Regions from separate parts of the Homo sapiens genome. Here regions 2, 3 and 4 are each linked to region 1. The links are chromatin contacts, found by Hi-C or POLR2A ChIA-PET in ENCODE. All regions are on one chromosome and are shown on one strand. The core of a region is the stretch at or near the end of the contact, and the rest is flanking DNA. Distances in the headings are between cores, read along the strand shown.

Region 1 (2,616 bases), core at 50-2,549:
CCAGCCTGGCCAACATGGAGAAACCCCATCTCTACTAAAAATATGAAAAGTAGCCGGTCGTGGTGGCAGGCACCTATAATCCCAGCTACTCAGGAGGCTGAGGCAAGAGAATCGCTTAAACTCTGGAGGCGGAGGTTGCAGTGAGCTGAGATTGTGCTACTGTACTCCAGCCTGGGTGACAGAGTGAGACTCAGTCTCAAAAAATAAAAAAAATTTAAAGAAGAAAAGATTTGAACAATAGAATTTAGAAGCTTAATATGAGGGCCCTGCATAGTACACTGCACCCTACAGCTGGAGAATACATGTTCTTTTCAAACACATCTGGGATGTCTGGGCACAGTGGCTCAAACCTGTAATCCCAGCATTTTGTGAGGCTGAGGCGGGCAGATTGTTTGAGCCCAGGAGTTCCATACTAGCCTGAGCAACATAGGGAGACCTCCAACTCTACAAAAAATTAGAAAATGAACCAGGTATGGTGGTGTGAGCCTGTAGCCCTAGCTACAGAAGCTGAGGTGGGAAGATCACTTGAGCCTGGGAGGTCGAGGCTGCAGAGAGCCGAGATCACACCACTGCACTCCAGACTGGGCGACTGAGCAAGACCCTGTCTCTAAAACAACAACAAAGACAGATAGAAGATTTATAAAACTTAACTACACACACACACACACACACACACACACACACACACATAAACGCAAATCAACTATTTCAGTATGTGGGGCTAAATTCTAAGGGGAAGTACAGGGAGTTTTGGGAGTCAGAGGCTCAGGGACGATCTCCCAGAGAAGGTTATGACTGGGCTGAGTTTGTGAAGATAAGTTATCCAGCTAAAGGAGGTGGGGCTGGAGGCTGAGCTATCTCAGGCAGGGCATACAGCAGGTCTGAGGGCCCCTAGGCAAACAGAAGTGAGTTTAGGGAACTGCAAATCCCTTCCCAGAATTCACCTCTTGCTTCCAGGCAGGGGCCCTGACATGCATCTGCAGGGGCCCCACTAAAAGCTATCGGTCAGTTTCCATCTCTAACAGGAGATGGGGGTCTTCAGTTACCATCCAGCCAGGGCATGTCCCCCAGAAAGGAACATGAGCTGGGCCCGAAAAGGAGCTGCCCAGAGCTCCAATGTCAGGCAGGATTGGGGAGCTCCCTGCAGGTGGGCAGGATGCAGGACCCCTGAGGCCCCACCACCTCCTAAGGAAGCCCCCTCCCCATCCTCTACTACTCCTAAAAAGCCTGGAGGGCCTCCCTGCAGGCTGGCTCAAGCAACATGGACTCCCAGCCCTTGCCCCGCCCAGGCTCACACATAGTTTCTCTGGGGCTCAGGCAATGTTAACACAGCTATCACTGGCTTCCTGCTCACCATGCCAAGCTGTCACACACGTGAGCTCAGGTCTAGGAAAGAACTCTAGAGGGGTTTGGAACACTACCTGTCCAAAGTCTCTGAGTAAGTGAAATGCAGTGTTTAGCCCAAACCTTCATTTTAGCTAAGTGCCTTCCTGTGTCCTCCCCAAGAACCACTCTCAGGGTACCCTCTCACCTGGTGTGGGGCCTCACTTTACCCTCCTTTCAGTCTCTCCTTCCTGACTACTGAGCAGGCAGGGAGATGTGAGAGCCAGAGAGATTTGGGCAAGCCACACAGGCCCATTAGCTCAGCAGCTATGGAGAGAGAAGCCATAAAGAAGGAGTCTTGTCTGGAAAGCAGAAACCTGGACGGACTGGCTGTGTGGCCAAGAGCAAGTCACTTCCCCTCTCTGGTCCTCAGTTTCTTCCTTTTTAAAATAACAGGAAATCATCTCTAAGCTTATTTCTAGCTGAAGATTCTGGGATCTTATTTAAAGAATTGGGTCTATTTCAAAAGTCGACTTAGTTTTTTTGAGGTGGGGGACAGGGTCTCCCTATGTTGCCCTGGTTGGTCTCAAACTCCTGGACTCAAGGGGTCCTCTGCCTCAGCCAGCTTCAGGAAGTTCGTAATTGGAGGATATTGTCCCTTTTGTTGCTTTTCTGGGGCTGTTGCAAGGTGGAAAGAAACAGAGGTGGGCATCCTTGAGCCACTGCTGAGCCATGACTAGGAATTAGACTTCGCAAGGGAGCTGCGTGCAGTGGCTCACACCTGTAGTCCCAGCACTTTGGGAGGCTGAGGCAGGAGGATAGCTTGAGCCCAGGAATTCAAGACCAGCCTGGGTAATGTGGCAAGACCCTGTATCTACTAAAAATAAAAAAATTATCTGGGTTTGGTGGTGCGTGCCTGTAGTCCCAGCTCCTAGGGAGGCTGAGGTGGGAGGATCGTTTGAGGCCAGGAGGCAGAGGCTGCAGTGAGCCAAAATTGCACCACTGCACTCCAGCCTGGTGACAGAGGGAGACCCTGTCTCAAAAAACAACCAACCAACCAACCAACCCAAAACACCCAAATGATGATGCAGTGAGTATCTCAGTGCTCGAATGAGAGCATATCTGTAGGTTAAATTTCATGGGAATGCTTTAAAATAAAGTTTTATGTCTTATTTTAGGGTAAGTAATCTCCCAAATAGCTGAGACTACAGGAGCATACCACCCAGCCTGGCTAATTTTTAAATTTTTTTTATAGAGATGGTGTCCTACTATGTTGCCCAGACTGGTCACAAA
Region 2 (2,616 bases), core at 72-2,571, 420 kb before region 1:
AGAGACTCCATCTCAAAAAAAAAAAAATAAATTGAAAATTTACGACCACATATACACTTGTACCTGAATGTTCACCACAGCATTATTCATAATAGCCAAAAGGTGGGAACAACCCAAACATCCATCAATTGATGACAATTGATAAACAAAGTGTGGTATATCCCTGCTACGGCATATTATTAAGCCACGAAAAGGAACGAAGTTGTGATACAACGTGGATGAACCTTGAAAACATGACACTAAGGGAAAGACACAAAGGACCACATATTGTATGATTTCATTTATAGGAAATGTCTAAAATGGACAAATCTACAGAGACAGAAAGCACAGGAGTGATTGCCAGGGGCTGGGAGGAGGGGAGAATGGGAGTTGACTGCTGATGAGTTTGGAGTTTCTTTGTGGGGTGATGGAAATGCTCTGGAATTAGACAGTGGTGATGCTGCACAGCTTTGTGACTACACTAAAAATCACTGAATTGTGTGCTTTAAATGGGCAAATACTATGGAATATGAAATATACCTCAATAAAGCTGGTTTTTAAAAAACAGAGAATTTATTTGGATGAATGCCCCGACAACTACTAACGAGAAGGTGATATTTTCACCTTCCAGAAGCTCTGTGACTGAGGCAGGTATGGAGTTATGGGTTGGCTACAGGGAATGAGAGGATGTGGACAGAGAAGTCCCTGAGCTGTGTGTGGGAAGAGGAAGTGGCAAGAACAGCTTCTCAGAGATGTACCAGAAAAAACTGGGGGATATATAGGTGTATCTGTATCAACCAGCTAGAAGAAGGGCCTGGGAAATAAGGAAGGAAGGTGGAGGGGCCTGAGGAGTTATTTCATTCATGCATGCTTTTTTTTTTTTTTTTTTTTTGAGACACTTTCGCTTTTGTCGCCCAGGCTGGAGTGCAGTGGTGCGATCTCAGCTAACTGCAACCTCCACCTCCTGGGTTCAAACGATTCTCCTGCCTCAGCCTCCCAAGTAGCTGGGATTACAGGTGCCTGCCATCACACCCGGCTAATTTTTTGTATTGTTAGTAGAGACAGGGTTTCACCATGTAGGTCAGTCAGGTCTTGAACCCCTCACCTCAGATGATCCACCCACCTCGGCCTCCCAAAGTGCTGGGATTACAGGCGTGAGCCACCACGCTAGGCCCTCATGCGTGGTTTTAATACGCCACAGATTTCATAAGCATCATGAGTCCCTCTCTCCTCTATGGGGCACAGTTGCATGAAATGGAAAAACTCACTCGAACGTTCTCCACGTGGTGCTGATGAATTCAAGCTTTCCGAGGAAGATGTAGATGAAGACTCTGAATAACTCCTATCTCCCAATGCTGTGTGACTTCCTCCAGACTGTACAGTAGAGTCTGAGAACTGGGTCAACACTGAAGCATTCACACCTTCAGGATATGAAGCAGAGCTTCCTGTCACATCTGCAGATGTTGTGCTGTTGGTCAAGAGCCAGTGTGCAGTGATCTCTCCACCTCTCATGGGTGCGACTGACCTAGACACAGTCTCAGTCTGAGACATGGGACTTCCATTTTGCACCTCAGAGCTGCTGGCAAGCTGATGTTCTCCAAAGGCTGTAAGGTAATATAGGAAAAAAAGGCCATTACATAGGTATGAAAGAGATCCCTTGGCAACTAAGAAGTGAGACCTCTCTAGGGAAAGATTCTTTGCCAAGGAACCTGGTATAGTGTTTATTAAATGTATTATGCACTATCATATTCTAAATAATTATTTCAAAACTCTTGGGTGGCAGCAAGAGAGTAATACAAAAAAATATAACTTGTTGAACAGGGGACCTTTGAAATAGCATGTGCAAGTAGCAAAGTAACCTATAGGCTTGAGTGTTTCATTCTCTTTCCCATAAAAAGTGTTCGAGAGAGTGAGTGTGTGGTTATGTACAACAAATACAATGCAAATAAATATAGCACAGTCAGAGCACTTTCCTAAAACAGTTCTCATATGAATAAAGGTTATTCTAAATACCAAAGTATAGCAAAAACAAAAATCAATTATAAGGATTAAGCCAAACCACGAATTTGGGAATAATATTTATATCTGCACATTTATGCAGAAAGATGATCTGTACACAAAATAACTGAAGCTAGTTTGAAGAGTGGGCCAGGCTGTGTGCAGTGGCTCATGCCTGTAATCCCAGCACTTTGGGAGGGCAAGGCAGGAGGATTGCTTAGGGCCAGAGCTCAAGACCAGCCTGGGCAACATTGCAAGACCCCATCTCTACAAAAAATAGAAAAATTAGCTGGATGGAGTGGCATGCACCTGTAGTCCCAGCTACTCTGGAGGCTAAGGTGAGAGATCACCTGAGCCTGGAGAGGTTGAGGCTGCAGTGAGCCGTAATCATGCCAATGCACTCTAGCCTGGGTGACAGAGCCAGACATTGTCTTCAAAACAAAATAAAACATAAAGAGTAGGCCGGCTCTCAGCTTGAAGACCATCCTGTAGAGTGAAAAGAAGATGGAACCAAGAACCCTGAGGCTAAGGTCTCAACTCTACTGAGTGAGCTAAATGGCCAGGCACCCATTACTTAAACACTCAGAGCCGTAGTTTTCTCATCTATAAGAAAGCAGGAGGAATGACACCTGTCTGACT
Region 3 (2,616 bases), core at 70-2,569, 330 kb before region 1:
CCTAGAATATGGTAGGTCCTTGAAAATACGAGTTCTCATTTTCAGAATTTCTCATGCTCTATAAGCCTCTCTGTGAGTGTCTCTGTGTATCTCTGTGTTTATAGATTTGAGAAAACAAAGCTTGAGCCACCTTCTGTCCATCCCCTCTTGCCTGGTTTGGGAGGTTCATCTTCCACAAAGAAAACATATTGCATCCTTAACAGGTAGTTTATCACAACACATTTCCACTTCTCTTGTAAGGAGAGATTGATTTTACTCACATTGAGGCTTTATACTTCTGTTCATTTTTGAGTGAAAAGAGATTGATACCCAATTACTAGCTGTGGCTCTCAGGTCTAACATACAGGAGTAGATAGAAATTTCTGTTTAAAATTAACTATCTATAACAGAGTATAATTACAAATAATTCAGCTGATACCTGAATATAATGTTTTAAAACAAATATTGCACAAAATTAACAAGGATTTTAAACCCAGTTATAACTGGTTCACAATAACTGGGTAGGTAGGATAATCAGTGGTCATCCCCAAATAAGAGGCCCCAGTGTGATACCAGAGCACTCACCTTCTCCACTGGACTCTGATTGGTTGCACAGCTCAGGAACAAGTTGCTCTCCATATGTTCCCTCAGGCTGAGTCCCTTCGCTCTTGGAAGTCTGCTTGTTCCAGCAGGACTCCTGCCCCTCCCAGGAGGCAGCGGGCAACCTGTCAGAGATCTCGACAGGGAAAGAAGGAGGGGATTTGAGGTCCAAGAGGAAGCTATCTTGTAGGGTCTGCTTGGTGGCCTTCTTGCTTTTCCTCTTCTGACTTTCTGGGGTCCTGTTACCCTCTCCTTGCCTGGGCTGGCTACTCTCAAGCTTCCTGGTTAGCTGGAGGAGCTGATCCATGTCCTTGGTGAATTCCAGTAGCGTGCCCTCCAAGACTCTTTGGGCAGGTCCCTCAGAGCCGTAACTGGGAGCTTTCTCTAAGAGCAGGTGCTCAGAGCAGTGGAGGCCTTCTGCGCCCTCCCTGAGCACCGGCTCAGGCACCGGGGTCAGGCTGCAGGAACACATGGACAGGGAGAAGTAAGAGTAGTCCACTGCAACGTATGTCAGCATGAAGTTGATGGTGACGATGGGGGCCAGAACGTTCACTTGACCCACAAAAACAAAGGCCATGGTCACCAAGCTGGTCAGGCAGATGGCAGCCACGGGTGTTTTGTTTGGCCCCTTCTGCAGGAACAAAAATAACATGCAGGACCATAAAATTTCAGATAGAACGCTTCAGAGATTTCAGAAGTTACAGGCTAGAAACACAACTCATAATGACTCAGCCACTTCTCCCCATGTGATTATTCATCTATAAACTTGAGATAATAATATCCTACTCATGGGATTAGTTCATGCATGCGAAATGCTTCACACAGACTGACATGCAGTAAGCTCCACAGATATTAGTTGCATTAGCAACTTTTTTTTTTTTTTCTTTTTTTGAGACCGGGTCTGGCTCTGTTGCCCAGGCTGGACTGCAGTGATGTGATCTCAGCTCATTGCAACCTCCGCCTCTTGGGCTTAAGCCATCCTCCCACCTCAGCATCCTGAATAGCTGGGACTACAGGTGCACACCACCATGCATGGCTAATTTTTGTATTTCTTGTAGAGACGTGGTTTTGCTATGTTGCCCAGGCCAGTCACAAACTCCTGGCCTCAAGCAATCTGCCCACCTTGGCCTACCAGAGTGTTAGGATTACAGGCATGAGCCACTGTGCCCAGCCATAGGAATAACTATGAACATGGGGCATTATTATAGAACTTTGACTTCCCAAATATTTCCTCCTTTTGTCTTTCATTGGGTTTTAATACCAGCATAGAAAATCAAAGAAATGCAAAGTTGATTCTTCCCAGGGAGAGGCAGATTGCGGAAGACACAGCAGAATCACTGGTGGCTGGAGGAGGGGAATTCTGACACTAATTCTGACACTGAGTATCCGCAAATACTCACACACACACATTACACACACCTGTTATTAATGGAGGTGGGTATGGTGACCTTCAGGTGGACAGGAGTGGAAAAAAGGTGCTAGCTGCCTCTCCTGGGAGCTCTTCATCACAGTCACTGACATAGTTCTTGGGCCAAAAGCAACAGTCACTTCTCAGTCCCTGTCTTCTTTAACCCAGCTGGCTACTCAGTCCTCTTCGAAACACTTTCTTCACCTTACTTCTCCTGATTGGCCTCCCTCTTCACTGGCTGCTCCTTCTTGGTTTCTGTGGCTGGCTTTTCACGTCTCTGAACTCCACATTTAAAGCAGCCCCAGGCTCCATCCTCAGATCTCTATCTGTACTCCCTCCCTTGGTGAGCTCAACTAGGCTCACGGCTTTGAATACCGGCATTATACTGACAACTTCCAAATTTGAATCTCCAGCCTAAAACATTCCCCTGAAACCCAGGTTTACATATCCAACTGCCTACTCAACATTTCCAGTGAACGTCTAATAGGATCTCAAACGGACTATGTCCAAAACCAAACTGCATTTTTGGAGGAAGATAAAGGAAGAAATCAAGGATAAGTTGCAACGATGTGTTCCCTAAACCAGAGAGAGGCTGAAAATTGGAAGCGGCTGGGGAGGCCCTCTGGGGT
Region 4 (2,616 bases), core at 73-2,572, 310 kb before region 1:
GTCGCCAGATTGGAGTGCAGTGGTGTGATCTTGGCTCACTGCAACCTCCACCTCCCGGGCTCAAGTGATTCTCCTGCCTCAGCCTCCAGAGTAGCTGGGACTACAGGCATGTACCATGCTTGGCTAATTTTTGTATTTTTAGTAGAGACAGGGTTTCACCATGTTGGCCAGGATGGTCTTGATCTCTTGACCTCGTGATCTGCCCGCCAACCTCCCAAAGTGCTGGGATTACAGGCATGAGCCACCGTGCCCGGCCTAAGCTTATTTTTATTTTTTTTTTTTTTTGAGACGGAGTCTCGCTCTGTCGCCCAGGCTGGAGTGCAGTGGCGGGATCTCGGCTCACTGCAAGCTCCGCCTCCCGGGTTCACGCCATTCTCCTGCCTCAGCCTCCCAAGTAGCTGGGACTACAGGCGCCCGCCACTACGCCCGGCTAATTTTTTGTATTTTTAGTAGAGACGGGGTTTCACCGTTTTAGCCGGGATGGTCTCGATCTCCTGACCTCGTGATCCGCCCGCCTCGGCCTCCCAAAGTGCTGGGATTACAGGCGTGAGCCACCGCGCCCGGCCTTTTTTTTTTTTTTTTTTAAGACAGGGTCTCACTCTGACACCCAGGCTGGAGTGCAGTGATGCAATCTTGGCTCACCGCAACCTCTGCCTCCCAGGTTCAAGCAATTTTCCTGCCTCAGCCTCCCGAGTAGCTGGGACTACAGGCTTGAGCCACTGCACCCAGCCAAAGCTTCCTTCTTGTCTCCTGTTTCTGCCCATAAGTCCATCAGAATGAAGGGAGTGGAGTGAGCCCCCATCTTCAGACTGTCCCTACTTGGGGCTCTCTAGTCCTTAAACATGGGAACCCCATTCTGATCCAGCAGGTTCTTGTCCTCTCACTCACAAGACACATAACTTGTGAGGAGACCCAGGGGACGCCTAGGAGGGGGGAATGGGGGAAGTAGGCCAGAGGAGGGGTGAGCACTAACAGCCGGGCTGAGGGGCCTGGAGACAGCCAGCCAATTGGAGGGCCCAGCAAATTCCCAGAGCTTCCCAGGGTGTGTACATGAGCAGGAGAGAGGAGTCAGGCCCAGGGAGGTCAAAGGGCATCACAGAAATAGCTGGGTTCTTGAAAAGGAAGGTGACTGTGGACATTTCAGTAAAGGCTGTAGGTTTCCTACCACATTTTTTCGTGCTGGGTGTGGTCAACCACAGGCCCATGTGTTGGCTGTGGCCAAAGAGGCCCTTATCCCTTCCAGTAAGAGTTTAGAATCTGGGAACAAGGGTTACAGGACTTCACATGACTGATATTCTTTTCAGTGAATTTCCATTTCCTAGTTCCTCTGTGAATCGTGTTCCTGGATCCCTGGAGTGGCTGCATCCACATGGTATGTGTGAAACCCTGGAGAGGAGATGTCTGCTTCTCAGGGAAAGTTTGGTAGTGGAGCTTGGAGAAGGAATGCACTTTGAGAAGGAATGCACTTTAAGAAGCAAAGCAAGTACAGCATCCACTCCAAGCTCCCCCCACTCCACCCCTGCAGCCACCAGCACAGGGTGTAATGGAGAAGAGTGCAGTGAGGGGGCAGGGGGACAGCTTCCTAAATCCAGAGGAGCACCAGACCGAATCTCCAGCCGCTCTTCCCAGGAAGCTGCCTGCCCTTGGGATAAAATATCTGAAGTAACTTAACCATCATATCTCTGTCAGGAGGATGGGGGGCTGGGGACAGAAGGGTTTGTTCATCAAAACTCTCTCCTCGCCACAGTCTGGAGGTTCTCTTGTTCCAGAAGAGGATGGTGTTGGAGGGAACCCCAGCCATGACTCACTCGGAGCTAATCCTTAGCAAATCTATCACCATGGAAACTGCCAATCATCCATGCTTTTCATAGCTTAACCGAACATCTGCCAGGAGACAGCAAGTCATACAAACCATTCGTCCTGCCTATTGTGTTTACAATTGGGGCCCTGAAAAACAGAGACAGAGACACGGAGGGCAGCTCTCCACAGCAGGGTGACGGCCCAACTCTGGCCACTAATCAGCTTCGTGACCTCTGTCGGGTCCTTCATAAGCTCCTCTGCACCCCTCCTCCCCAGCTGGTAAAATAAAGGATCAGATCAATGATTCTTCACCTCAGTTGGGCCAATGAGAGTGAGAGGGACAGGAAAGCAGGTCCCCTAAGAGGGGTGGGGCAGAGAGGCCTGTGTAGTTACAATCTATGCGCTATTATCATTTTACATTTGAAAGCTTTCAAAATAATACTCATAATTTAAATCACAGAAAATAAATCTTGACTCATCGTCTTAGGTAGCTATAGCTTTTTCAGCGGAAGGACAACGACACTCCATCTCTGAGCCAGAATGTCCAGTGTCTGTGAGGCTTTTAGTATCATTATCAAAAGTGAATATAGGCCAGGCATGGTGGCTCATGCCTCTAATCCCAGCACTTTTGGAGGTGGGAGGTCGAGGCGGGTGGATCACTTGAGGTCAAGAGTTCGAGACCACCCTGGACAACATGGCAAAACTCCATCTCTACTAAAAATACAAAAATTAGCCAGGCATAGTGGCATGCTGTTGTAATCCCAGCTACTCAGGAAGCTGAAGCACGAGAATCTCTTCAACCAGAGAGGCAGAGGT

What was found. A loop is a pair of places that touch in the nucleus more often than their neighbours do. ChIA-PET counts read pairs that join two places held with the same protein, here RNA polymerase II (POLR2A). Pooled maps may share reads with other maps.
Region 2: a map of right lobe of liver shows a loop between it and region 1 (2.7-fold over the local background). The contact joins two enhancer-like sites. A Hi-C loop is called at or near these places in 4 of 168 maps with a recorded cell type or tissue (GM20431, left ventricle myocardium superior, ovary and 1 more) and 3 of 50 pooled maps. POLR2A ChIA-PET finds 5 or more read pairs at or near these places in 5 of 52 experiments (HepG2, PC-3, T-cell and 2 more).
Region 3: a map with no recorded cell type shows a loop between it and region 1 (2.7-fold over the local background). The contact joins two enhancer-like sites. A Hi-C loop is called at or near these places in 2 of 37 single-sample maps with no recorded cell type and 2 of 50 pooled maps. POLR2A ChIA-PET finds 5 or more read pairs at or near these places in 2 of 52 experiments (BJ and Panc1).
Region 4: a map of PC-9 shows a loop between it and region 1 (3-fold over the local background). The contact joins two enhancer-like sites. A Hi-C loop is called at or near these places in 1 of 168 maps with a recorded cell type or tissue (PC-9) and 2 of 50 pooled maps. POLR2A ChIA-PET finds 5 or more read pairs at or near these places in 3 of 52 experiments (BJ, activated T-cell and activated naive CD4-positive, alpha-beta T cell).

Annotation. Positions count from the first base shown.
Region 1 is chr3:125,439,477-125,442,092 of GRCh38, forward strand. No RefSeq gene overlaps it. Among named protein-coding and RNA genes, the nearest start is that of ZNF148, 65 kb to the left of the region's middle. Within about 2 kb of position 1,300, at least 3 of the 41 ENCODE cell types and tissues checked have a DNase peak (open chromatin) inside an H3K27ac peak, as active enhancers do.
Region 2 is chr3:125,018,015-125,020,630 of GRCh38, forward strand. HEG1 (heart development protein with EGF like domains 1) reads right to left here. Exons shown (of 17, transcript NM_020733.2): 5 at 1,248-1,583. Among named protein-coding and RNA genes, the nearest start is that of HEG1, 37 kb to the right of the region's middle. Within about 2 kb of position 1,322, at least 2 of the 41 ENCODE cell types and tissues checked have a DNase peak (open chromatin) inside an H3K27ac peak, as active enhancers do.
Region 3 is chr3:125,106,917-125,109,532 of GRCh38, forward strand. SLC12A8 (solute carrier family 12 member 8) reads right to left here. Exons shown (of 14, transcript NM_024628.6): 10 at 565-1,210. Among named protein-coding and RNA genes, the nearest start is that of MIR5092, 43 kb to the right of the region's middle. RefSeq lists enhancers at 496-996, 997-1,497, 1,272-1,321, 1,332-1,401, 1,982-2,061 and 1 more. Within about 2 kb of position 1,320, at least 5 of the 41 ENCODE cell types and tissues checked have a DNase peak (open chromatin) inside an H3K27ac peak, as active enhancers do.
Region 4 is chr3:125,127,914-125,130,529 of GRCh38, forward strand. All of the region lies in intron 6 of SLC12A8 (solute carrier family 12 member 8), which reads right to left. Among named protein-coding and RNA genes, the nearest start is that of MIR5092, 22 kb to the right of the region's middle. Within about 2 kb of position 1,323, at least 13 of the 41 ENCODE cell types and tissues checked have a DNase peak (open chromatin) inside an H3K27ac peak, as active enhancers do.